Regions from separate parts of the Homo sapiens genome. Here region 1 is linked to region 2. A link is a loop called in an ENCODE intact Hi-C map of the cell type or tissue named here. Cell type or tissue: ovary. All regions are shown on one strand. Each heading gives the region's core, and the rest is flanking DNA. Links, peaks and the distances in the headings are about the cores only.

Region 1 (5,386 bases), core at 325-5,324, 65 kb before region 2:
TCTTTCATCTTTTTTTTTTTTCACCAGAGAAAAGTGTTCAGCAGATGAACCACAAATGCCTTAAGAACAAATGAGTAGTAATCAACAATTTACTTTTAAAGATATCCAAATAAGTGGGCTTGGCTTCTTGCTTGGATCCAGTTAACTAGAGAACCGTCAATTTCGCTGTTTGAGCATAACCCAAAACAACATATTATGCTGTGTTTACCTAGCACTGTATATAACAGAAGTTTTAAAAGAATAACAAGACCCTGAGGAAAATGCGAGAGATAAGTCATTTATCCAGATTCTCTGAGAATGCCCAGAAAGAAAGCAGCTTTAAAGGCAATCTGGTCAGTAATAAAGGGCACTGGGGGATATCTGATTGTTTTCCATCCTAGTGTTATGAGATTTTAATTTAAATCATCAACAAAGAATTCAACCTAGCATCCCAGTAGGGGTCAAACGGAGGCAAATGCAAGATAATTTCAGTTTTTTAAAAAATTAAAAATTGAAAAGCAGGAATTGTTTTCTTTTCAGACTGATATTTATCAAAATCAGATGTTAAGTTTGCTCAAGTCAAACACATCTTGATGCTGCCGTTGGCTGGAGCAGACCAAGTGATGCTGCAGTAATAAGCAATGCAAAAATCTCGGGAGCTTTACATAGGTTTATTCCTTCCTCCCACAAAGACCTCTGTGAGTCTGGGCAGTTTTCTGGGGAAGCTGCCCTCCGTGCCATGGTTGCTTCCATCTGTGGCACCTCCATTTCAACAGATGCTTCACTATGGATGGAGGGAGAAAAAAAAGAAAACATCACAGAGACTCACATGCTGGCCCTTAAATGCTTCCACCTCTGAGTGACATAATGCTTGTACTCCCATCCTATTGGCCAGAATAGTCACATGGTTTTGTCAACTGCGGGGAGCTGGAAAATGTAGGCTTTTAGGTGGCCCGGAAGAGGGGGATGATGGGAAATAGTGACAACCACAATGGGATACCATCCATAGATGCCATCAGGAGGGATGAAAGGACAACATAATCCTTGCAAACCAGGGAGAAAAACGTAGAGAGGAATCAGGGATGCAAACAAGTGAAGGAGAGGAGGCTGAATTCAGCTGCTGCTCAGTTCAGTGGTTCCTCAAAAGGCACCCAGGTACCCAATGCCTGCTCATGATACTGTTCACTGCCCTGTGGTGCGAGGGGAAAATGAAACAGGAAGTGGTCATTAGAAAGCTAAGTTGACAGTATAGCCAGGCATGGCGGGGTATACCTCTAATCCCAGATACTCGGGAGGCTGCGGTGGGAAGATCATTTGAGGCCAGCAATTTGAGACCAGCCTGGACAACATAGTGAGATCCTGTAAGAAAGAAGAGAAAAAAAGGAAGGGAGAGAGAGAGAGAGAGGGAGAGAGAGAGAGAGAGAGAGAGAGAGAGAGAGAGAGAGAGAAAGAAAAAGAAAATAGATAGAGGTTGACATATTACCCTTTATTATTGTTAAGCTGAAAATAACAAATAACCTTCCTACATTTTTTTGGTATTAGAACGTCATTTCTTTTATGAAGTGATGATGATCATGGTTAGTAGTTGTTTATCTAATGTCCTACCTTGGCAAAATAAGAATTTGGCAGCCACCCATAGTTGTATCCATTGTTTTAAGTTACTGTCTCAGTCTATAAACTCAAATTCTGGGAGCCACTGACCTAGTTAATGGTTTTGCCTAGAGCTTGCTTTAATTGTATAAGGAAATTTACTTTTTTGAGCAGCCATGCAGTGATGCTCAGCATATTTCCTCATTCATTCCTTACAACAACGAGGAGGAAGGTATTATTATTCCACATTTACAGATAAGGCAACAGAGACTCAGAAGACACTGCTCCTGGTTATAATGTCTCCATTGTTCCACTTTTCAGTGGTTTCCTGTATGAAACTCGTGATTCTAAATGAACCTACTGATTTCCCATCCCAAACCTGTTCTCCAGCCTCCAGCTCATGTCCAACCCCTCACTAGCCTTCCTCATCCCCACCAAAGGCACCACCAACCACATGGTTGCTTTAGTCGAAAACCTAGGAGTCATTCTTAATGCTTCCTTTCCTCCCCTCCTCCTCTCACATCCCATCTATCAAGAAATCTGTCTACTGTTCTCCCAGATATATCTCAGGTCCATTCCCTTCTCATCCCTCCATAGCATTGCCTTTTTCAAGTCTACCATCATCTGTCAGCTGAATCATATATCAGCTTCCTGTCTGGTCCCCTTGGATCTATTTTTTGTCCCATCTAACTCATTCTCCACCAATAGTCAGACTGACCCTTCTACAATTATTTCTTTTTAATAAGATAGACACAGGGTCTTGCAATGTTGCCCAGCTGGTCTTGAACTTCTGGCCTCAAGCAGTCCTCCCATCTCAGCTTCCCAAAGAACGGGGATTAGAGGCATGAGCCATTATGCCTGGGCAACCTTCCTATAATTAAATTAGATCATGGAGTGCTCCTCCTTAAAACTTTCCGTGACTTTCCATTGTGCTTAGAAGTCAGCCCAGACTCTAGGATGGCCTCATAGGCTCCCATGACCTGGATCTTACCCTCCTCTCCAACGCCATGTCATCCTACATCTCCCAGGCACACTGACCTTCCATCTGTGCCTAGAGCATGCCAAGCTTTCCACGTCCTTTGCACAGTTGTTCTCCATGACTAGGAGGCTTGTCCTCCTCCTCCTCATATGACTGGCTGCTTCTTCAGACTTTACCTCACCTGTTAGTGTGCAGCAACTCCTGTCCCCATTATTCTCATGTTGGTCCATGGTTACTTCTTAGCATTCATGACCATCTATAATAATTTTGTGTATTTATTTACCTGTTGTCTTCTTCTCTTGATAGTAAATTTTAGGAGACTGGGGCCACATCATTTTGTTCATCTTTGAATACTCAGTGCTTACAGCAGTGCCTGGCATACATCAGGGGCTCAAAAATATCCACCGGGACTTCCACTTCCAGCCAAGATGGAGGAACGGGGGCCAGATTTACCCTCACACCTGAAACAACAAAAATACCGGCAAAGTGTGTGAAATGGCAGTTTCAAGGCAGTAGACTTCAGGCAATGAAGGACAGGGGTCTCAGGGTGGAAAACAAATAAGGTGAGCCCAAACTGTGATTGCTCCAGCTTTCTAACTAGAGTTTCCAGGGACGGAATGCCCAGGAGATGCCCTGTGTCAAGGAGATGGATCTGCAAATTAGGGAAGACCAAGGCAGAAAACAGTCCTGTAGGAAAGAGCGTGGCCTGAGAGAGAAGGTTGGAGTGGTTCCCTGGGAAATCAGCTGTGGACTGATGGATGCGTGCATATTAGGGTTAGCTCAAGGCCAGGGAAGAACCAGGCTGAAGAATTAGTGGGACCAGTGTCAGGCACTCATACGGGGAGAGGTTACAAGGGCACGAGGACACGTTTGGAGGGTATTGCCTACATTCATGAGTTTTGGTGATGGTTTCAAAATGTACACATATGTCAAAACTTACCAAATTGTACACTTTAAATAAAAATAGTAAAATATTAGTATTTTAATATTATTATTTAAAATGTTTTTTAAAATCCGCTTATTAATGAACATGGCAATAGTAAACTGCAGAGCCTGATTTAAGAACACGAATGCAACCCCAGCACATTGGAATTTTAACAAATTTTATTTTATTTTATTTTATTTCATTTTATTTTTGAGATGGAGTCTGGCTCTGTCACCCACGCTGGAGTGCAGTGGCACAATCTCGGCTCACTGCAACCTATGCCTCCCAGGTTCAAACGATTCTTCTGCCTCACCCTCCCAAGTAACCAGGACTACAGGTACCCATGACCATGTCCAGCTAATTTTTTTGTATTTTTAGTAAAGACGGGGTTTCATCATCTTGACCAGGCTGGTCTTGAACTCCTGGCCTCAAGTGATCTGCCTGCCCTGGCCTCCCAAAGTTCTGGGATTACAGGCATGAGCCAACACTCCCAGCCCACAAATTGTATCTTAAAGTATGCATAAAGGTAACAATACTTGCAAATGTTCAATGGATTGGACTTTATCAAGGACAGATTTTGGAGGGGAAAAAAGACAAATTGTTCAACAGAAACAGGGCTGGAGTAGAAGTGGGAAGCAGATTGGTCACAAAATTAATAGCAATGAGTGAGTACCCGGCAAAATACCCAGGAAAGGCTGCCAATAGGCAAGACTAGAAGTATGGAAGTCTGCCACCAGAGGTTTCATTTACCCACAGAAGAGTGAGCAGAGCAAAAGCCTGTTCTTGGGAGTAAAAGAAATAGTGGCTGACTGTCTAAATGCCTCCATCCAATCAGCTTGTGTCTGGCTGGCAAGTACATGCCCTTCTTTCTGGATAATGCACGGGCTTCTCAGCCAAGGAAATGTCATTGTGCAGAATCGAGCCACCTGGCAGTGCCACAACCACCAGTACAAAAGTCCAGGGCTTTCACATTCTTCTTAAGTGAGGAATCATTGGGGTTTTGCCATTCAAATGTTTTTGCAGAACTGTTGACTCTGCTTATCTGTACTTTCAGCCATAGTCAGAACGGATTGTAACACACCATGCTCAGAAACTGAAAACTCTTGTCAAGGCATAAAAGATTTTCAAAGCCCAACAGTTTATACATTCTTTTCAAATACACATAAAATATGTACCCACAAAAAGCCCGTGTGTTTAAGCCACAAAGGAAGCCTTAATAAATTTCATAAAAATTGATCTCATATTGATTACAGTGTAATAAAATTATAAATCTACCAAAAAACAATATTATCTAGCCTCCATACATTTAGAAACCTAAAAACACCATCTGGGCTTGGTGGCTCATGCCTGTGATCCCAGCACTTTGGGAGGCTGAGGCGGGTGGATCACTTGAGGTCAGGAGTTCAAGACCAGCCTGGGCAACACGGTAAAACCCCATCTGTACTAAAAATACAAAAATTATCTGGGGTAGTGGTGCACGCCTGTAATCCCAGCTGCTCAGGAGGTTGAGGCAGGTAAAAATTGCTTGAACCCAGGAGGCAGACGTTGCTCTGTCATCCAGGCTGGAGTGCAGTGGCGCAAACTCAGGAGCCGAAATCGTGCCACTGCACTCCAGCCTGGGTGACAGAGCAAGACTTCGTCTAAAAAAAAAAAAAAAAAAAAAAAAGACCTAAAAATGCTCTTTTTATTTAATGGGTTAAACAAGAAATCAAAGTAGCAACTACAAAATATTTAGAACCAAATGACAGTGAAAGCACTGTGTGTGATATAGACAAAGTGGTATTTGGACGGATGTTTATAACCACATACCTTAATATACTAGAATTGCATATTTAAAAATTGAGAAAAGAGTGAACTAAACATTCACCTGAAGAGCTTAGAAAAAGAACAACAAAATAGAGCCAAAGATCACT
Region 2 (5,386 bases), core at 249-5,248:
GAGCACTTTAGCCCATGGTGACAAGGCTGGCTGAATTCAGATTCTAACCGCTGGGATGGATGACTCCCCTCTGGCTAGGGCTGGTCTAAATGCTCCCTCCATTGGCTCTGGCTGATTTCTCCCCCATGTTGCTTTCCACTGTGACAGGGCAGCACTGGGTTCCAATGCGAGGTCCTGCAATCACTGTGCTGTCCCACTCCCAGTGCACAGATTCTCTGTGCCACACAGCCACTGCTGGGGGAAGGAGGAAGGGTGGCATTGGCAATTCAAGACTGTCTTTCCTACCCTCTTCAGTGCTTCTTTCCTTAATGTAATGTTAAAACCAGGTACTGTGATTGCTCAGCTGATTTTTGGTTCTTCTGAAGATGCTGTTTTGTGTGAACAGTTATTCAATTTGGTGTTCCTGTGGGCAGGACAATTGGTGGAGGCTTCTGTTTGGCCATCTTCCTCTGCCTCCTCTCCTCCACAAGTTTTCAGTATTACTCAAAACAGTACTTTTATCAACATTCTTGTGCCTAGTCTTATGACTTATACAAGTGTGTGCAAACATTTCTCTTCAGTATGTACCTAGAAAGGAAATTACTGGGTTGGATGGTTTATGTATGTTCAACTTCAGGGTAGAGGGCCAAACTGTTTTCTGAAGTGCTTGCCCTTACACTCAGGTCAGTAATGTCTATGAGAACTGACAGATCCACATTCTCTCCCAACACTTGATATTATCAGACCTTTTAATTTTTGCTGATCAGTTGTGCATAATATAGTACCTCATTATGGTCCTGATTTGCATTTTCACCTTCAGTGCCAAGTATCTCTTTTACTGGATTGGCCACATGTCTCCTTTCTTTTTCTGAGCTGTATCTGTTTATGGTTTTTGCCCATTTTTTCTACAGCTGTTTGTGCTTTTCTTTTTTTTTCTTTCATTTCTCAGCTCCTAGAACTGATATGCTTTTCTTATTAAAAGGAGTACTGAATATGTTCTCAATGCTAATCCTTTGTTTATTTCTTTTCACTTTCTTTAAGGTATCTTTTGATGAACAAAAGTTCTTAATATAGCAAAATGTATCACTCTTTTATAATTAATCTTTTTTGTTTAAGATATCATTTGATAAATTGTTTAATAAGTCCATTCTACTATAATATCTAAAATATTTAACTGTATCTTATACTGTTTTTAAAGTTGATTTTATTTATTTATGATGTCATGGAAGAGCTAAAATTTTATCTTTTTCCATGTCTATCATACACCAAATTTCCACTTTATATACAGTCTATTCATGGGCTTAATTCTCTTCTATTGATGAATGTATTTCTCTCTGCACCAATACACTTACTACAGCTTTATTAATAATTCTGATGGCCAGGCGTGGTGGCTCACGCCTGTAATCCCAGAACTTTGGGAGGCCAAGGCTGGCGGATCATGAGGTCAGGAGATCAAGACCATCATGGCTAACACAGTGAAACCCCATCTCTACTAAAAAAAAAAACACACACACACACACAAAAAAATTAGCTGGGCACGGTGGCGGGCGCCTGTAGTCCCAGCTACTCGGGAGGCTGAGGCAGGAGAATGGCGTGAACCCGGCAGGTGGAGCTTGCAGTGAGCCAAGACAGCGCCACTGCAGTCCGGCCTGGGCAAAAGAGTGAGACTCTGTCTCAAAATAATAATAATAATAATAATAATTCTGATATGTGGTAGGGCCAGACCTGTCTCTACTCTTTCTCTTCAGAAGTGTCCTACTAATTCTTGGCCCTTTACTGTTCCAAATAAATTTTAGAATTATCTTATCAAGTTCCATAAAATCTCTGTTGGGATTTTAACTGCAATTATCTTTAAAGCTCAATCTAGGGAGCATTGACCTATTCCCAATATTTATCCATGAACATATTTCTCTCCATTTATTTAACCTTCTTTACTATCTCTTAATAAAGTTTTATAATTTTCCATGTAGGGATTAGAGATTTCTTTTATTAGATTTATTCTAAGATATTTTATATTCTCTAGTACCATTGAAAATTATTCTCTTTAATTATATCTTCTACTCTGCTGTTGGTGTAGTAAATGCAATGGAATTTTTCACTTTAATGTCACAAGGAGCCTAGTTAAATCTCATTTATAATGCCTTAACTGTGGCTTCTTTTGGCTTTTCTGTATGATTATCCTGTTACCTGAAAGTTATGACTGTTTTATTTCTTCCCTTCCAATTCCTATGCCTCTAATTTCTTTTTCTTGTCTTATTACACTGTAGAACTTCCAATACAATGTTGGGTAGATGGGATGACAGTAAACACCCTTGTCTGTTTTCTGATTTATAAAAGAATATTTCCAATCTTTTTGGATCTGGGATTCCCATCCTAGCTTTCCATATTCCTCATAACTTATAACCTCGTGTTTCTTTTATTTCTTTCTATATTTTGCTTGTTTAAAGATAATTTTTAATTAGAGCTTATTTATTTAAATTTAAATAAATTAGAAACTATTCTGAAAATATTTATAAATTATACATAATTTAAAAATATAAGCAGTTACAATCATAGTAGTAATGTCAAACAAATGATACTAAATCAACTTTTATTTGCTCCTCATCATTTTCTCCCTAATATGTAGGGCAGTTTGATAAGATGCTTTGGGTTAGGTTACCAGAATAGTCCCAGGGTTACACAACATTAGAGCTAGAAGAAGCTTTAGAGATAACGTTGAGGAACCTAAAGCCTATTCATTCAACAAATATTAACCAAGAACCAACTTTGTGCTAGGTATTGTATTAGACCCTAACAATATGGTACAGAGTAAGTCAGACAAGATCTAAGCTTTCCTAGAGTTACTTTCTCATCAGGGGAGAGAACAAGGAGACAAGCAGGATTGTTTGTACAGATTGTTTTAAGCACAGTGAAGAAAATAGGATGATGTAAAAGAGAAAGAAAAACTGCAAAAGCCATTTTCCTCAGGCCTCTTTTATTCTTGTTTGCCTTCCTGAAAGTGATGCTGAATAATACAGCAGCCTACAACCAGTCCACCCTTCCATTTTGAGAAACCAAGTTGCGGGTGGCGGGGGCACAGGGAACAGACACCTCACACAACTGGTTAAGTCACTGTCTGGGTATGTCTGCCAAAGCCGGCAGCCCAGACCCCACACCAAAGCTACAGGAACATGAGGGATAAGAGCTGACGTTCTCTGTCTGAAAACGCAAGGGTGGATAAGCTCTGTGATCCGGTGGCATCTGGCACAACCTCACTGATCACCTCCTCTGCACCAGAATCTTATGCTGGGTGCCAGGGCTACCCAAGATGAAACAGTTAATGGTCCCGCCCTCAGTACCATGGGGAACATACTGATGCTTTCAAAGCAACATGGACATACCATGATCAGAGTTCACTGAGAAGAGAGAGGGGATTATCTAAGTCTTGGGAGTCAGGGGAGGCTCCCTGGAAGAAGCAGTGCCTAATGTAACAGTTTATACTGCCATCAACAGCAGAGAGCCAGAGAGCTGGTGGGGAGCTAGAGAGTTAGCTCTGAGGTTAAGAATACAAACTCTGGGCTCACACAGCCTAAGTTAGTATCTTTTTGTTTTTTTGAGACGGAGTTTCGCTCTTTCATCCAGGCTGGAGTGCAGTGGCACGATCTCGGCTCACTGCAACCTCCACCTTCCGGTTTCAAGCAATTCTCCTGCCTCAGCCTCCTGAGTAGCTGGGATTACAGGCCCGCACCACCACTCCCGGCAAATTTTTGTATTTTTAGTAGGGATGAGGTTTCACCATGTTGGCCAGGCTGGTCTCGAACTCCTGACCTCGTGATCTGCCCGCCTAAGCCTCCCAAAGTGTTGGGATTACAGGCATGAGCCACCACGCCCAGCCCAGTTCGTATCTTAAATTCCCCACCCAACCAAAGCATGTGTGTTGTCATTTGTAAAATGGGAATAGTAGTACAGAGAACCTAAGTTTATTAGGAAAACAAAATAAAATGATCTGTGTAGAGCACTTACTTAGTTCTTGGTGAATTCATCGCCTGATCAACTCACAGAAAATCAATGTGCAGAAATCCAGTTTGCCAAATGACCTATATACTGAATTTGCCAAAGTTACTGAGTAGCTTTCACTGGGATATTCAAGTTGGTTTCTGACTGTGAGATATACTTTCCTGGGCACTAATTAAAAACAATTGATAATGCAATCGTTGGCAAATGGATCTTATAAAATGATACTTTTAAAAATGTGACAAAGTCGGAATAAGCCTAAAATGAAGGGTTTTTTCATATGAAGTGCTGTATTTACCAAGCAAAATTTTAGCCTTTCATGTCAGATTTTCTTCAGTTTCTTCTAAATTCTTTTGTGATACTTTTGAATGTCTTTTTCTATCCTTCAAACTATAAACATTTATAATAATCTTTTGCCAGTTCCTTTAATGACATATCAGGCTTAAATTTAAATGCATCAAATTTAAAATTGAATTTAGTTGGAATTCAGTGTTAAACATGTTAAATTTTAATGCAAAATGTCCCAAAGAAATCTGAAATTGTAAATTTAAAACCATACTAAAAATATCAGGACTAACTGAAATAACCCTTTCCTGAAAAATGCTGAAATTCTGGTTTCTAACAAGGATAATTTGGAATACATGAGTGAGAGAAAATTAATTTCATCGGAATGAATTATTATAATGAATCATATTATTAGTACTTTATATCTGACATGCATTAACCATAAATAGGAATTTTAAAAGAAGCAATCAATAAAATCAACTTAAAAGCCTCTTAAGTTGCATAAACACCAAATGAGTGAACAAAGATCATGATCAGAACATTAAATTAGCAATTACTAGCTGGAGGTGATGGCTCATGCCTGTAATCCCAGCACTTTGGGAGGCCAGGGCAGGTGGATCCCTTGAGACCAGGAGTTCGAGACCAGCCTGGCCAACATGGCAAAATCCTGTCTTGACTAAAAATACAAGAAAATTAGCTGGGCGTGGTGGCACATGCCTGAAATCCCAGCTACTCAGGAGGCTGAGGCACGGGAGAATCACTTGAACCTGCCGGGTGGAGGTTGCAGTGAGCCAAGATCACACCACTGCACTCCAGCCTGGGTGACAGAGTGAGACTTTGTCTCAAAAAAAAAAAAAAAGCAATTATTTTTAAAAATCAATGTAAACCATTTTACAATGTAGATAATGAGTATGCAGACATTTGCTGTAAAATTTTTCAGTATGTCTAAAAATTGTAAATATGTTGGAGGAAAAAAGTTAACGTAAATCAAAAATTTTCTACAAGAAAGGCTAAAAATATATTCTTACTACCAATAACCAAAACTCAAAATTTCCTGTAAAGTTGTTAAACTTTCTAGTGAAAGCTATTAAAACTTTTGGCTTTAGAGAATAGGCAAACTGGGTAATTT

What was found. A loop is a pair of places that touch in the nucleus more often than their neighbours do. Peaks named below come from ENCODE experiments on the same cell type or tissue, not always from the same donor. Only the 100,000 strongest peaks of a DNase experiment are listed, where the experiment ranks them.
Region 1: a loop joins it to region 2, with 16 times the contacts of the local background. A loop is called at or near these places in 1 of 110 quality-filtered maps.

The regions. Positions count from the first base shown.
Region 1 is chr16:13,905,720-13,911,105 of GRCh38, forward strand. LOC105371093 (a long non-coding RNA gene) reads right to left here. Exons shown (of 4, transcript XR_007065000.1): 2 at 2,832-3,009. Among named protein-coding and RNA genes, the nearest start is that of ERCC4, 12 kb to the right of the region's middle. In ovary, for the core only: no CTCF peak of the experiment used is centred there; no DNase peak of the experiment used is centred there; H3K4me3 peaks cover 463 bases; H3K27ac peaks cover 355 bases.
Region 2 is chr16:13,970,412-13,975,797 of GRCh38, forward strand. No RefSeq gene overlaps it. Among named protein-coding and RNA genes, the nearest start is that of LINC02185, 43 kb to the right of the region's middle. In ovary, for the core only: no CTCF peak of the experiment used is centred there; no DNase peak of the experiment used is centred there.